2 separate regions of the Homo sapiens genome follow, and region 2 is linked to region 1. A link is an interaction called in ENCODE POLR2A ChIA-PET data of the cell type or tissue named here. Cell type or tissue: Panc1. All regions are shown on one strand. Each heading gives the region's core, and the rest is flanking DNA. Links, peaks and the distances in the headings are about the cores only. Region 1 overlaps DZIP3 (DAZ interacting zinc finger protein 3). Region 2 has its middle 29 kb from the start of TRAT1.

The links. ChIA-PET counts read pairs that join two places held together with the same protein. Peaks named below come from ENCODE experiments on the same cell type or tissue, not always from the same donor. Only the 100,000 strongest peaks of a DNase experiment are listed, where the experiment ranks them.
Region 2: POLR2A ChIA-PET joins it to region 1 with 13 read pairs; 3 of 35 experiments call an interaction of 5 or more read pairs at or near these places.

What each region holds. Positions count from the first base shown.
Region 1 is chr3:108,614,259-108,623,127 of GRCh38, forward strand. It overlaps DZIP3 (DAZ interacting zinc finger protein 3), which reads left to right. Exons shown (of 33, transcript NM_014648.4): 5 at 2,283-2,399. Among named protein-coding and RNA genes, the nearest start is that of DZIP3, 29 kb to the left of the region's middle. In Panc1, for the core only: no CTCF peak of the experiment used is centred there; no DNase peak of the experiment used is centred there; H3K27ac peaks cover 335 bases.
Region 2 is chr3:108,789,629-108,798,497 of GRCh38, forward strand. No RefSeq gene overlaps it. Among named protein-coding and RNA genes, the nearest start is that of TRAT1, 29 kb to the right of the region's middle. In Panc1, for the core only: no CTCF peak of the experiment used is centred there; no DNase peak of the experiment used is centred there.

The DNA.
Region 1 (8,869 bases), core at 274-8,273:
AAATCATGAATGAACATGAAAACATAAATACAAATACTGTAGTCATTGAAGATAATAGAGATAATTCTGCTACTTGGAGTAGCTACCTGGTTTGTCTCATAGCAACCTGCCTCTGTGAAGAACTTGAAAAACTGGACACATTTTTTTCTAGTAATTCTTATTTTTGCTTTTCTAGTAAATTATTTAATTCAACCTGGGATAGAAATGATTCCAACCTTTACTTAGTTCTTTTGAGGAAGGGTCAGTTTCTCTACCTTTTGTAGCAGATTCTGTCATTGCCCCCCCATACCAATTGGACCCTACCTATATTTTCAGTATGCTCTGGACAATTCTAGTTTTCCATGTCTATATCTCTATGCCTCAGGGCCTTTTTTTCTAGAACAGGAGAAAGCTACTTCTCATGGCAGCTCAGAAGACCCAAGGAATTAATATTCCCCCATCACCCCAGAAAGCACTCAATCAGTAGGTCTTGGGAGTTATTATATGAATATCCCAGTTGCCTCTTCCCTTGAGTTGGTTAATACTGAGGTTTGTATTTTTGAGTTTTCCAAAATTTCCCCGTTGTGATAACCGCAGTGGCCCACCATGGGTAACTAGCATAATAACACATCCTTTAATTAAAACCTACTTTTCCTTCACTTTATTACTTCTCCACTTTCCTACCATTGTCTCTGTACCTCCCAAATAAACTATTTCCATTGAAATCCTTTAATTATGGTCTGCTTCCATTGGAACAAAAACAGGGCCTCAATGAAAAGAATGGGCTGTTTACCAGGGCTGCTCCTCCTTATAGACCATGCACTCCAATTTTCCCCCAAGCCTTGCAAATCTGCTGAAGGCTGTGCCACAACTGAATATGGCAATTACTTTAATGAGAAAAGTAGCTCCAAAAGTCAGTCAAAAGTCAGCTCTCCAGAGATTGCCTTTCAGAGGTTTTTATTTTCATTGTGTTAGTAGTTTTCCATTGCTTTCAGATAATTAGTTTTTATATCTTGTCCCGTTGTTTTAGTTATTCTCATTGGGAGACTGATTTGAAACCACCTAGGCTGTTTGACAGAGGTGGAACTTCAGTATTATGTTTTGTATTTCTATTCAAATTCAAGAGATATTGTTTGAGCTTGGAATGTAGGTGAAGTTCTTGGCTAGAAATGTAAATTTGGAAACTGTCAGTATGTAGACACTATTTAAAATTATGATACTGGGTTACTTTACCTAGAGAACATGTATTGATAGAGAAGAGGCTCATTAAATTGATTGCTAGGGAGACTGAAATAAAGTATCTAGTCAGCTAGGAAAAAAACAGGAAAATGTTATATATGGAAACCAAGTTATGGAAGTGTAGATTAAATTTTCCATGCAGATTATACATTATTAAACAGATTATGTAATATAAACCAAGCCGTTGTGGGTAGAAAACATTGGGGAATGGACACAAAGACATAGTCCTACCTTTCATTTCAACCATGTAAATAAACTATAGTACATAATAAAGCATGCATTAGCTCAGTTGCAATCAGATTGCAGCATAAAATGGTTTACCCTTGTATTGGTATTAATGCCAGCATTCCTGTTTACCACAGGTTCAGGGCTGGAATATTTTAGCTATGTCACACAATAGAAGGTATGAGAGTGAACTGGGATTACCATTTTCCTCTGAAGTAGGTGTGGATGTTGCCAACCCTTTGGCAGGTATAGGAATGCCTTTTTAAAAAATGTTTTAAAGAGGCTGGGCGCAGTGGCTCACGCCTGTAATCCCAGCACTTTAGGAGGCCAAGGCAGGCGGATCACGAGGTCAGGAGACCAAGACCATCCTAGCTAAAATGGTGAAACCCCATCTCTACTAAAAATACAAAAAATTAGCCAGGTGTGGTGGTGGGTGTCTGTAGTCCCAGATACTCAGGAGGCTGAGGCAGGAGAATGGTGTGAACACGGGAGGCGGAGCTTGCAGTGAGCTGAGATTGCGCCAGTGAACTCCAGCCAGGGCGACAGAGCGAGACTCCATCTCAAAAATAAATAAATAAATAAATAAATAAATAAATAAATAAATAAAATAAAATTTAAAATTGTTTTAAGGAAATAGTTACAAACGACATTCATCGGACTACTTAAAAGCAAACATATGAGAACAGTGTATCTGGTTGGTATGGATTTTTTTTTTTTAAACCGTCTTTATCTCTATTTTTAAAATTTTCTCCAATGAGCATGAATTATTTGTATAATGTAAACATATGTAGATGTTTGTTCAGACTTATAGACATTTTTAACTGAATAATTTTCCACAGAGAGAAGTTGCAGCTAACAGCCAGAATGGTGAGGAAATTGTTCCTGCTTTGACTTTACGTTTCTTGATTACACAGCTAGAAGCAGCACTTAGGAACATTCAAGCTGGCAATTATACCGTAAGTGTTTTCTTTTTGGAAATTTGATATAATGGACTTGGTCAACATTTCTCAGTGAGAAAACAGCCAATGCATGCTTATTTTAAGGTGTGGGCCAATTTTTATTTTTTTCTTTTACCTCTAGAAAAGGGTATGTATAAATTGATTGCCTTCCTGTGTCTTGTACTTTCTTATATGACTGGTAGATGACTTATGTATGTCTTGTACTTTCTCATGTGACTGGCTCTGTAATAAGCCTATTCTAGTCTCCTTCCCTACCACAAAATTGTTCATCTTAAGAGAAACTTGAACTAATAGAAATGGGCTTTCCCAATCAGAAATGGAGAATCATAAAGTTAAAAAAAATAAGCCAAGTATAGAAGGACAAATACTGCATGATGTCATTTGAATGTGGAATCTAGGAGCTGAACTCACAGAAGCAGAGAGTACGATGGTGGCTAGGGGTAAGGGGTCAGGAGTACAGACTGAAGAGATGTTGGTCAAAAGATACAAAATTTCAGTTAGATGTGAAGAATAAGTTCAAGAGATCTATTGTACAACATAGTGACTATAGTTAATAACAATGTATTATAATCCTGAAAATTGCCTAGAGTAGATTTTAAGTATTTTCACCACAAAAATGATAAATATGTGAGGTTATACATATGTTAATTAGCTTGAGTTAGTCATTTCACAATGTATACATATTTTATAATGTCGTATATGATAAATATATACAATTTTTATTTATCAATTTAAAAAAGAAAAAATATTCTGTCTTTTTAAACCATAATTAATCAGCTTCTCTTTCTTCTGAGATTTCTATATTTGTAAAAGTTGGAATTTCTCTTATAGGTAAAATTAACAAAATGTATTTATGTGTTTAAGATCAAATGATACTTTAGAAATAAATAGGGTTATCTTCAAAAAAGGACTACCCAGACACCAAAAAAGGGAGCCTAAGACATTAAATCTCATATTATAATGATGTACAAAGAGACGGAAAAATAATACTTATTTAGGATTCTGGGGATTAGGGTTCTTACAGGGTGAGTTACACCATTCAGAAGGAGATTCTAGTTGGATTCCAATGAGGAAACAAAGAAAATGGGGGATTTGCATCTTGTAATCCTGAGAACTTGGGGGATATGGCAGACCTGCTATTTCTCCCACTGACCAGATTGCCAGTCAGTGAAACAAATCAATGTGAAATCAGCCTTAACAGGTACCCATTGCTTAGCCTTCTTTACTTAGACATTACTTCAAAGATGAGTCTTAGACTAGGAAATGGAAGAGTTTCTCCCTTGGTAGCTCTAGGTAGTACTTGTGAGCAGAAGTGGCATTGTGATGATCAAAGCAGTCTATTGCTGTATCTAAATTACTCTATCTGTCCTTCAAGGCCACCAAAAAGGGAAAAGACAACCTTGTAGGAGACAACAGTGGATTATGTATTATGGGGGTGCAGTTGCGAATAGCATCTCTATATTAATTTTATTCTAGTTCTTGGAATAATCTTTGCTGATGGGGAGAAGGTAGGAGAAAAGGACAGGGGCTTTAGGTTAGAAATGTACAACTTGCATCTTTAAATTCCAGAGTTTTTCCTCCTCTAATTATAGCATTACCACAATTCTGCATCTTATCTTGTTCTTAGAAATGTTTTATTTAGAATTATATTAGCTAGTCTCTGTTATGTTATTCATGAAGCTGTTTTCTTTTAATTACAAAATAATAGCTCACACTTCTTTAGTGTTTGCTGTATGACAGCCACTATTCTAAGCGCTTTGTAAAAATTAGCCCTTTTACTGTTCATAAGTACCCCATCTTAGGGCACAGAGGTTAAATAACTTGCTAACTTGACCAGGTAGTAAGTAGTGGAGTCAGGTGGCTCTAGATTCTATGGTCTGAACTACTGCCTCTTCAGGGATGAGAATTTTAAGGTGGGAACCACTTAGATGTTATGAGGAGTTTATATTTAATAGACTCACTTAGTCCATCAAGAACAAACACACGTCTATCTCCACTGAGATCAGTTTGAAGCCAAATTTATAATCCCAGTCAGTTATCTCCTCAATGAATACTGTTGGTCATTAGAAGCATGCAAGGTGAGAGTATACAGTTAGATCAGTATAAACAGAAAGCTTATGGGCCGGGCGCGGTGGCTCACATCTGTAATCCCAGCACTTTGGGAGGCCGAGGCGGGCAGATCACGAGGTCAGGAGTTCGAGACCAGCCTGACCAACATGGTGAAACCCCGTGTGTACCAAAAATATAAAAATTAGCCAGGTGTGGTGGCATGCGCCTGTAATCCCAACTACTCAGGAGGCTGAGGCAGGAGAATCAATTGAACCCAGGAGGCAGAGGTTGCAGGGAGCCAAGATTATGCCACTGCACTCCAGCCTAGGTGACAGATTGAGACTCCATCTCAAAAAAAAAAAAAAAAAAAAAAAAAAGAAAGCTTATATCCTATGGGTATTTATCATTCTATGTACCTAGAAAAATCTTGTTTATGGTATGGGGAAATCTTGATGAAAAAGGGTAATGTGACAAAAGATAGGGTTATAATCTTCAGTCAATATAGAGCTTATGAGCAGAGGAGTCCAGGGTTCTCCAGAGAAACCAGACTGGTTTTTGCTGTGTGTGTGTATGTGTGTGGGTATATGTGTGTATGTGTGTGTGTGTGTGTGTGTGTTTTGTTTTATATACATAAAACATACAAATACTTATATACACATATACATATACATGATTATAAGGAATGTATATGTGATTTATTATGAGGAATTGCCTCATGTCATTATAGAGGCTCAGCAAGTCCCATGATCTGCTCTCTGTAATCTGGAGACCCAGGAACGCTTGTGATATAACTCATCCCAGTTCTGAAGGCTAAGAACCAGGTATAAATCCAAGGATGAAGGCAGAAGTTGAGATGAGATGTCCAAGCTCCAGCAAGCAGGCCGGAAGCAAAAAGGGATGAATTCTTCCTTCCTCTACTTTTTGTTCTATGCAGGCTTTAATGGATTGGATGATGCCCACCTACATTGGAGAGGGCAACCTGTTATACCCAGTCTACCATTTCAAAGGCAAATTTCATCTGGAAACACGCTCAGAGACACACCCAGAAACAATATTTAATCTGGGCACCCTGTGGCCAGTCAAGTTGACACATGAACTTAACCATCACAAATACAATGGACAGGGAGGTCTTGGTGTACCCCTCACACAGTTTCCCTAAATAGTTACATAATTACATTACTCCAGAACATATTAAAAAAAAAAAAACAGGAAATTGATGTTGGTCCATGGGGCTTTGTGTCTGGGTTCTCCAAGACCACCCTCATGTTCAGAGATTTGCTAGAAGGACTGGACTCAGCATATGGTTATACTAACATCTAAGATTTATTATGGTGATGTGATAAGGATACATAGTAGATCATATGGGGAAAAGACACAGGTGAAGTCTGACGAAAGCCATCTGCAGGTTCCTCCATATTTTCTCCCTTCCATGAGAAGCTACACAGCATATACGGCCACCTCCAGCAATGAAAATGTAGCAACATCCACAGTGTTTCTGCCCAGGGAAGCCTATAAGAGACTCAGTGATCAATATTTTTATTGGGCGTTGGTCATCTAGGTACCTGCTGCCTGGCATGTATCAAAATTCCACACTTCCAGAAGAAAATCCCAGGTGCTCAGCATAAATCATAGTGTTTGCACAAATAGTCTAGACATAGCAAGGCACCTTTATCAGTTAGGGAACACTGCCAAAATTCAAGTTCCCAGACATCAGCCAAAGATCAACTTTGCAAGCAGGACTTAATAAGGATAACAGCCTCAGGCCAGCTAGGTTAGCTTTTTAATGCCCAGGCTTGTATAGTTCTGTGCCATTTTATCAAATGTGTACATTTATGTAACTACTGCAATCAAGATAAAAGAACTATTCCACCACCACAAAAATCTCTCTTATGACTTTTATGGTCACACCCACCTCTCTCCCTCTACAATTCACTGATCCCTAATCTATCTCATCTCAGTAATTTTGCATAGACCATTTTTATACGAAGGAAATATCCACATGGTTTAATTTTTCATTGAAGAAGTGATGAGCTTTATGTTCATACTATTTTGCAGAATCCATGTGGGAGAGTAAAGGATTTTGATTTAAAAGATCATTGTTTTTGTTTTGTTTTGTTTTGTTTTTGTTTTGAGATGGAGTCTCACTCTGTCACCCAGGCTGGAATGCAGTGGCACGATCTCGGCTCACTGCAACCTCCACCTCCTGGGTTCAAGTGATTCTTCTGCCTCAGCCTCCCGAGTAGCTGGGACTACAGGCGCGTGCCACCACGCCTGGCTAATTTTTTGTATTTTTAGTAGAGACAGGGTTTCACCATGTTGGCCAGGATGGTCTCGATGTCCTGACCTTGTAATCTGCCTGCCTCGGCCTCCCAAAGTGTTGGGATTACAGGCATGAGCCACTGCACCCAGCCAGATCATTGTATTTTTAAAGGTGGATGGTAGATACTTCAGTGTTCGTTATATTATTATTTAATGTGTTCTTGATACCTAAAATATTACATAATAAAAGAGACAGAGTGAATGAGAGTTTTTGAAAGGTTTAATGTAACAAATTTTTATACTTCTTTTTTACCAGTTTTTAAAAAATTTTATTTTTAATTTTTGTGGGTATATAGGTGTACATTTTATGGGGTATGTGAGATACTTTGATGCAGGCATACAATACATAATAATCACATCAGGGTAAATGGGCTATCCATCACCTCAAGCATTTATCCTTTGTATTACAACAATCCATTTATACTGTTTCTTATTTTAAAATGTACAATGAATTATTGTTGACTGTATACTCATTTCAACAGATGCTGAAAAAGTAGGGTTGGTATTTTTGTAGAGATGGTGTCTCACACTATTGCCCACTTAGGTTAAAATGGCTTATGTACAAAATACAGGCAATAACAAATGCTGGTGAGGATGTGGAGAAAAGAGAACCCTCTTACACTGTTGGTGGGAATGTAAATTAGTAAAACCACTATGGCAAGCAGTTTGGAGGTTCCTCAAAAAACTGAAAATAGATCTACCATAGGATCCAGCAATCCCACTGCTGGGATATACCCAAAAGAAAGAAAATCAGTGTATCAAAGAAATATTTGCATTCTCATGTTTATTGCAGCACTATTCACAATAGCCAAGATTTGAAAGCAACCTAAGTGTCCATCCAGATGAATAAATAACGAAAATATGGTACATATACACAGGGGAGTACTATTCAGCCATAAAAAAGCACAAGATTCCCCCCAGCACTTTGAGAGGCTGAGATGGGAGGATCACTTGAACTCAGGAGTTCAAGATCAGCCTGGGTAATAGTGTGAGACCCCATCTCTAAAAAAAAAAAAAATTAAAATAATGAGATCCTGTCACTTGAAACAACATGGATGGAACTGGAGGTCATTATGTGAAGTGAAATAAACCAGATAGAGAAAGACAAACTTTGCATGTTCTCACTCATTTTTGGGAGCCAAAAATTAAAACAAGTGAACTCAAAAAAATAGCTAGTAGAATGATGGTTACCAGAGGCTGGGAAGGGTAGGTGGGGGTTGGGGAGACAGTGGTGAATTCTTTAGCATGTCAATTGCTTTTTTAAGCTCCAGAATTTCTACTTGATTTTTAAAAATTATTCTCAATTTCTTTGTTCAATTTATCTGATAGGATTCTGAATTCCTTCTCTGTGTTATCTTGAATTTCATTGAACTTCCTCAAAACAGCTGTTTGGAAGTTTGTGTCTGAAAGGTCACATGTTTGTCTCTCTGGGATTGGCAACTGGTGCCTTTTTTGGTTTGGTAAAGTCATGTTTTCCTGGATGGTCTTGATGCTAATGGATGTCCATCGATGTCTGGGCATTGGAGAGTTAGGTATTCATTATAGGCTTCACTGTATGGCCTTGTTTTGTACCTGTCCTTCTTGGGAAGTCTTTCCAGGTATTCAAAGGGACTTGCATATTGTGATTTAAGTCCTTGGTCACTGCTGCTATATCTGCATTAGGGGACACTCTAAGCCCAGTAACCCTGTGTCTCTTGCAGATTCATAGAGGTACCATCTTGGTAGTCTTTGGTGAGATCTGGAAGAACTCCTTGGATTACCAGGCAGAGACTCTTGTTCTCTTCTTCCTTTACCCCAAACAAACAGAGTCTCTCTCTCTCTCTCTCTCTCTCTCTCTCTCTCTCTCTCTCTCTGTGTGTGTGTGTGTGTATGGAGCTGCCTGGAGCTGGGGGAGGGGTGACACAAGCATTCTTGTGGCCACGACCACTGAGACTCCTCTAGTTCAGATCCGAAGCCAGCCCAGTACTGGTTCTTGCTCAAACCCTATGGTGACGACTGCCTTGCTACCACCTATACTGAGTCTCTTCTTTCTGAGCAGTGCGTTTCTCTCTGGCCCAGGGCGAGTGCAGAAGTGCCAGACAGGACTTGAAGTCTGGAAG
Region 2 (8,869 bases), core at 510-8,509, 180 kb after region 1:
GGAGGGAGAGGGACGAGAAATTACTTAATGGATACAATGTACACTATTCAGGTGATGTCTACACTAAAAGCCCAAACTTCACCATTATGCAATATATCCATGTAACAAAACAACATTCATACCCTCAGATTCATTTTAAAAATAAAAGAAATGATATGAGGGATTTACCATTGAAACAGAGTAAATTTTAAAAAGTAAAAAATACTGCTTTGCAGAATTCTACATAAACACATTTGAAAACGTACATGTGATGGATACACTCCTAGGATAATACAATTCTCCAGAATTGATTCTTCTAAAAGGAGAAAGCTTGAACAAAACAACTTTCTCAGACAAAATACTAGATAAGTTATTTTAAAAAATAACCTACAAATATGCATCAGGGCCAGGTAGTTTCACAGAGGAAAGTGTGCCAACTTTTCAAAGACCAGATAATCTCAATCCTGTTGAAATTCTTGCTAGGCATAGAATAAAGGTGAAAATCTTCCCCACTTCTTTTTATAAAGCAAGTAGAATTTTCATAGCTATATTTTATACTTTATAAAGAATAGGCTGAGTGCAATGGCTCATGTCTATAATCCCAGCATTTTGGGAGGTCAAGGCAGGAGGATCACTTGAGCCCAGGAGTTTGAGACCAGCCTGGACAACATAGTGAGACCCTGTCTCTACCCTGGGCATGATTGCCCAGCTACTCAGGAAGCTAAGGTGGGAGGATCACTTGAGCCGGGTAATCAAGACTGCAGTGAGTTATGATCACACCTCTGCACTCAAGCCTAGGCAACAGGGTGAGACCCTGTCTCAAAAAAAAAAAGTTAACATACAAAAATGAAAGCTATATGTCAATACCGTTCAAATGTTGATGCAAAACTAGAAAAATATTAGCAAGCTGAATTTATCAGCATGTTAATAAGTGGCATATCATGACTAAGAGGAATTTATTTCCCAAATACAAGGATCATTCAATATAAAGGAATTTATGAATTTAATTAACCATATTAATAGTCTAATGGAAAAATTATTTTAGTATCTCTACACAGGCAGAGAGATCTTTGAGAAAAACCTTAACATCCATTTCTGATGAAAACACTCAATAAAGTAGGAATTGAGATTACTTCCTTAACGTGATAAAAACCATGTCCTCTAGTACTTAAAATAGCCACTTTATTTAATGGGTAAACTTTCTCAATAAAGCAAGAATAACAACTATTTCCATTACTTTTTAGCAGTATATTGGAGGCCTCTAACTGGCAATATTGTATTTCTTAATGTGAGTGGTTACATGAATCATGATTTTATAATTATATCCTAAATTGTACATGTATGTTTTGTATATTTTTTGAATATGTATTTCAGAATAAAATGGTTAAAATATGCTACATAAAGAAACCATACATACATACATTTAAAAGAACTGTTTGTTGTAATTTATGCTTATTTGTACATTTAAGATTTGTGTCTGGCTGATGGATATAAAACCAGACATTTTCAGCAAAATAAAGAAAGCAGCATAGATTCAAAACATGCATCGTGATATATAAAATGGTTTTGTGGCCTTTTTATTGCTAGTGATAAAATTTTAAATCAGAGGTAGTTGATGTATTATTGTCAAGAAGAAAAGCACGCATATTTTTGAGATTTAAGTGTAAAACTCATCTGCAAAAGACAACCAACGAAAGTTAAATGCGGGTTTCAGTTCTGACATTTAAAGAGCTGGCGGTTATCATTTCCATCCTTACAACAAAAAGTTGGACAAAATGAAAATCAACACCTTTTCTTGGACCCATCAGAAAACTGATTTGGGGGGCAAAACACCACCCTGAAACCTAGAGAGGCAAGCAACTCTAAAGAGCCACAGCAAAATTTGCTTTCCTGGAACAGAAGCTACTGAAGCCTTAAACAGATAGAAATACTTAAATGGCAATTTTGATGGATTTCTGAAGGCTGCCCATGGACTTGTGTGAGAATATTTCCTGGGAGCCTTAGTTTTAGGGCGTACTCCACAAACACTTTTATGACTTTTCCCTCCAGGAAACCCAGCGAGTTCTCGTGAAGATCTGAGAAAGATTCCCCTTATGGCTCTGGCAGAGGGAAGGGAAGAGTAAGTATTGTGAAAAGTGCCTGCCTAGAGCCTTCCCTATAACAAAGGTCTACTTCTCATGGGGAAAGATTTTTCAGAGACTTGTTCCAGAGCTGTAGAAGAAATGCACTTCTCTCACTCTAGCCCCATCTAGTTTTCTTGCCTCATCTAAAAGGAGGAGGAAAAATTACACAAGAAGAATCATTTGTGAAAGTCACAGGTCAGACACAGGCCCACTGAAAGGCTGAGATTTAATTGGAAGATTAGAGTATGCTCACTCCCCACAACAATACACTTTACCTCCATACCAACAGGGTTCCAGTAAAATAGCAGTAAATTATAGCTGAAAGACCCATGAGACACAGATTTTTTTCTAAGGAGGATTACCTAGGGAAGCCCAAAGTGAAGATGGGAGACAAAAAATGAGGACATTAGAGATTCTTGAAGTTCTTTTACCTACAGCTACAAGGTGGATTAAAAATACCCAACTACGTGTTGTTTACAAGAAAATGTTTTAAATAAAAAGACACTAATAGGTTGAAAGGAAAAGGATAGAAAGATACAGCATGTTAATGCTAACCAAAGGAAAGCTGTAGTAACTACACTAGTTTTAGACAAAGCATTGCAGTGAGCCAAGGTAGCACCACTGCACTCCAGCCTGGGTGACAGAGCGAGACTCTGTCTCAAAAAAAAAAAAAAAAATTCATGGATAACATGGGCACCACATAATAATAAAACAGTCAATATTCTAAGAAAAATAAAAAAAAATCCTAAGCATGTATGCATCTAACAATAGGGCATTCAAATATGTGAGGCAAAAACTGATGGAACTGAAAGGATAAGTAGACAAATCTACTATTATAGTTGGAGTCTTCAACATCCTAATGTCAGTAATTGATAAATCGAGTGGACAGAAAATCAGTAAGAATTTAGTAGAAATGGAGAGCACTATGAGTAAATTTGATCTAACATTTATAGCATTCTTCATTTAACATCAGCAGAATATACATTCTTCTCAAGTTCACATAAAATACCTCCAGAAATCCACCAAAAGGAATTTGTATTGACAAAAATAAAACATGTTTTTACATATTTCGAGTGATAGAACATAGCATAGCAAATTTCAATCATGGCAAATATTAATATGTTCTCAGTCAATAAAGGAGTTAAACTAAAAATCAATAACAAAAATATAGCTATACAATCTCCTAAACACTCGTGAATGAAACTACACACTTCTAAATAATGCATGGGTCAAAGAAGCATAAAAAGAAATTAAAAATTATCTTGAACTAAATAAAAATGAAAACTCACCTTATCAAAATATGTGGAATGCAGCAAAAGCAATGCTTAGAGGGAAATTTATAGCATTAAATACTTATACAGATGGTTCCTGGCTTATGATGTTACAACTTATAATTTTTCAACTTTATGATGATGCAAAAGTGATATGCATTCAGTAGAAATTGTACTTTGAGCCCCCATACAACCATTCTGTTTTTCACTTTCAGTGCAGTACTCAATAAATTACACAAGATATTCAACACTATTATAAAATTAACTTGTGTTAGATGATTTTGCCCCAACTGTAGGCTAATGTAAGTATTCCGAGCATGTTTAAGGTCAACTAGGCTAAGCTATGATGTTTGCTAAGTTAGATATATTAAGTGGATTTTCTACTTCTGATATTTTCAACTTATGATGGGTTTATCAGGATGTAATCTCATCACAAATTGAGGAGCATCTGTATTAGAAAAGAAGAAAGATCTAATATCAGCAAACAAAGTCAATTGCTTTTGTATATTACATACCTATATGCACCTATAAACATACAAAACAGCAATAAAAATTGGAATTTGGAATATAAAAAAGTAATATTATTATTATTATTATTAGAGATGGAGCTTTGCTCTTGTTACCTAGGCTGGAGTGCAATGGCACGATCCCTGGTCACTGCAACCTCTACCTCCTGGGTTCAAGCGATTCTTCAGCCTCAGCCTCCCGAGTAGCTGGGATTGCAGGTGCCTGCCACCACGCCTGGCTAATTTTTGTATTTTTAGTAGAGACAGGGTTTCACCATGTTGGCCAGGCTGGTCTCGAACTCCTGACCTCAGATGATCCACCTGCCTCGGCCTCCCAAAGTGCTGTGATTACAGGCATGAGCCACCATGCCCGGCCCTGAAAAGTAATATTATTAAAAATGGCGCCCGGCCTTGAAAAGTAATATTATGAAAAATGGCATCCTGGGGGCCATTCTGAATTAAATTTTGTGAAAAGTATAAGGTCTATGTCTAAGTTCAATTTTTCCTACAGACGTTTAATTGTTCTAGCAGCATTTGCTAAAAACATCATCCTTTTTCCATTGAATTTCCTTTGTTCTTTTGTAAAAGACCAGCTGACTATATTTATATGAATCTATTTCTGGCCTCTGTATTCTGTTTCATTGATCTATGTGTGTATTTTTTCATCAATACCACACTGTCTTGCAATTGGGTAATGTAAACACTCTAACTTTCTTCTTCTTCGGTATCATGTTGGATATTCCCAAGTCTTTTGCCTTTCCATATAAACTTTAGAATCAGTTTGTAACATCTACAAAACGGCTTGCTGGCATTTTTACTGGAATTGCATTGAACTCACAGATAAATTTGGAAAGGATTGGTATCTTAATAATACTAACTCTTGCCATCTATGAACATAGACTTGGCTCTACATTTATTCAGTTTTTTTATTTTTTCTGGCACTTTTGCAGTTTTTCTTATATAGATCCCATACATATTTGGTAGACTTACATTTATGCATTTATGTATTTAATTTTGGGGAATGCTACTTTTATTTTTTTGCCTTTTATTGATTTATTTTTATTTTTTATTGATAAATGATAGATGTACATATTTTCATGGTACATGCAATAATTTGATACATTCATAAAATCAAATCAGGATAATTGAGGTATCCATTGCCTTAAATATTTATCTTTTCTTTACACTAGGAATATCTGCATTATACTCTTTTAGCTATATTGAATTTTACAATTCATTAAAGTTAATTATAGTCACCTCACTGATCTATCGAATGCCAGGTCAGGACGCCTTTTTTTTTTTTCTTTTTCTTTTTTTTTTTTTTTTTTTTTTGAGATAGTTTCTCTCTTGTTGCCCAGGCTGCAATGCAGTGGCATGATCTCAGCTCACTGCAACCTCCATCTCCTGGGTTCAAAAGATTCTCCTGTTAAGGCACTGTTAAGAAAAGAAAGACTAGGAAAATGCATTTGCAAAACAAATATCTGATAAAGAAATTATATCCAAAATATTTTTAAAACTATTTAAACTCAACAACAAGGAGCCAAATATCCCAATTTTTTTTAAAAAAAGGGCAAAAGATCTGAACAGAATTCTCATCAAAGAATATATATGGAAAAAAATTAACATATGTAAAAGTATGCAACATTATTTGTCATTAGGGAATTGTGAATTAAAATAACAATTAGATACCACTACACACTCATTAGACACACTTTTTAGAATAGCTAAAATCCAAAATATTGACATTACCATTTGCTGTCAAGGGTACAGAGCAGAAAGAACTCTCATTTACTGCTAGCAGGAGTGTAAAATGGTACAAGCTCCTTTGGAAGATGACTTGGTAGTTTCTTACAAAGCTAATATTTCTTATCACACGATCTAACAATCATGTTCCTAGGTATTTACCTATTTGACTAGAAAATACTGTGCACAAAACTTGCACATGAATGTTTATGGCAGCTTTATTCATAATTGGTAAAAACTGGAAGCAATCAAGATATCCTTCAATGGATAAATGGCTAGAGAAAATGTGGTACACCCGTAAAATAGGATATTATTTAGTAATGAAAAGAAATGACCTATCAAGCCACAAAAGACATAAATAACATAAATAACTCTTTTCAAAATTTGTTTTATTATCTTCTTTTTTTTGAGACGGAGTCTCACTCTGTCGCTCAGGCTGGAGTGCAATGGCGCGATCTTGGCTCACTGCAACCTCCGCCTCTCAGGTTCAAGCAATTCTCTGCCTCAGCCTCCCAAGTAGCTGGGATTAGAGGCACCTGCCACCATGCCCAGCTAATTTTTTGGTATTTTTAGTAGAGACTGGGTTTCACCATCTTGGCCAGGCTGGTCTTGAACTCCTGACGTTGGGATCTGCCCACCTCGGCCTTCTAAAGTGCTGGGATTACAGGCATGAGCCACTGCGCCCAGCCAATAAGTTTTTTTTTTTTTTTTTTTTTTTTTTAGAGGTAGAGTCTCACTCTGTTGGCCAGGCTGGAGTGCACTGGTATGATCATAACTAACTGCAGCCCTGGACTCCTGGGCTTAAGCGATCTTCCCATCTCAGCCACCCAAGTAGCTAGGATGACAGGTGTACACCACTGTTCCTGGCTAATTTTTATTTGTTTGTTTATTTTTTTCGTACAGACGGGAGTCTCGCTGTTGCTCAGGCTGGTTTCAAACTTCTGGCCTCAAGCAATCCTCCTGCTTCAGCCTCCCAAAGTACTGGGATTACAGGCATGTACCACCACTCCCAGCAACATGAGCGTGTCTTAAATGCATATTGCTAAATGAAAGAAGCTGGGCTGGAAAAGTTTCATACTGTATGATTTTAAGTATATGACAATCTAGAAAAGTAAGACTATTGAGATGATAAACATATCAGTGGCTTTGGGGAGTTTGGAAGTGGAGACTGGGGAGGAGTTGAAGCAGAGGATTTTTTTAGCACACTAAAACTCTTCTGTATGATACTTTATGGTGAATACAAGATATTAAATATATGTCAAAACCATTGGAATTTCACAGCACAAAGAATAAGCCTTATGTATGCAAATTTTTAAAATTATTTATGAGATCTGAGTACCTCAATATAGAATACAGAATGTGACAAAAGAATTTAAATGTATTACAAATGTATGAAACAATTTTACTAAACAGAATGAGAGAATAAGATGCTGACTGAAGTAACTTTGGCAATAAGTGAAGTGTGATAAAACACTACATAAGAACTATACTCTGGTTGATAATGTTGTTTCCCTCAAGGATATGGACTAACAATTCTGAAACTACTATACAAGTATGCTGGAATTCAAAATCAAGTAATGGATGGTAAAAGGTAGAAGGCAGGTTTCTCAATGTGGGAGTGGGAGTTTATAGATAAACAGGGGAGGAGGAAGATAGAATCACCCATACAATAATAATGGAAGAGAGTTGGAGAAGTGAGTATGAACTAATGTTTAGCTTACTATAGGACACAGATGGACACATATAGAAATATTTACAGATGTGAGTATATACATGGATTAGTATACACACATATTTCTTTGCTCTGTCAGTTGTCAGAGCCTAGAAGCAACAACAGTCCAGTGGCAATGGGCACACTTGACACCCAGATCTTGATTTCTAATACCATTCTCCAATAAAAGGAACCAGGGTTACTAGAAAACATAACTAATTCTAGGACTGGAGTAGGAAATATACAAGATGAACTGGGAGCATCTTGTAGTACCAGGAAATAAGAAAGTTCTCAAAGAAAACCAATAAACAAACACCATACATGGAATGATGGTGGTATGTCAAAAAGACCCAAGAGCTGACTGAAAGAGCTTTAAATGGCCAAAGCTGAAACAATTTTAGCAACAAAATATGGTAGTATTCAATTAAAATGCAAAGTATAAAATAAGTATCTATTAGTCCACACTGATAAAAAATGATTAAATAAATACATGGGCCAGAATAGAAAAATATCTCGTGAAGAATTTCAAATAATTTATGTAAATACTCTGCCCTTAAGAATACAGATCATAACTCTCTGCTTCTTAAGGATGGACTGTGCATAATAACGTTCTTTCAAATAGTACAGTGTGGGAAAAGAGAAATAAAAAGAATAAATTTTAATACAGAAAATTGACAAAACTTACCCCAAGCCAGGTGATCCAGAATAATATCTACACTGATAAGTTATATGGATGGTATGGGCCTTTGGTATGATGTGATGAGAATGACTCTACCTCTGTGGTCTTCACCAAAACACACTACCCCAGTATAGTCACGAGAAAAAAAATCAGAAAAATTCTAATTGAAGCACATTTTTCAAAATGTTGGACTACTATTCTTCAAAACCTCCAAGGTTATCAAAAACAAAGAAAACCTGAGAAACTATCAAAACGAAGAGAAGCCCAAAGAGACATGATTCCTAAATGCAATGTGATATTCTGGACGTGAACACAGAATAGAAAAAGGCATCAGGGGAAACCGGTGGAAGTAAATTGAGAGATAAAATTTTTAAAGTACATGACAAAATGAAGTATTTCACAATATTTAATGGTAAAATGTGGATAAGTAATGGTATAATTTAGGACTGTCTGGGTTTACCAATTTCATATAGCATTAACTCCATTCTGTTCCTAAATAAACATTGAGCACCTCTGACAATCATGGAACTCTTTCTGACACTATGGAGAATCATAAAAATGCATAAGAAATCGTCTGGGGTCAGGTGCAGTGGCTCACACCTGTAATCCCAGCACTTTGGGAGGCCAAAGTGGGTGGATCAACTGAGGTCAGGAGTTCGAGACCAGCCTGGCCAACATGGTGAAACCCCGTCTCTACTAAAAATACCAAAAAAAAAACACACAAAAAAACAAATCAGCCAGCCATGGTGGCAGTCACCTGTAATCCCAGTTACTCGGGAGGCAGAGCCAGGGGAATTGCTTGAACTGAGCCAAGATGGTGCCATTCCACTCCAGCCTTGGCAACAAGAGTAAAAACC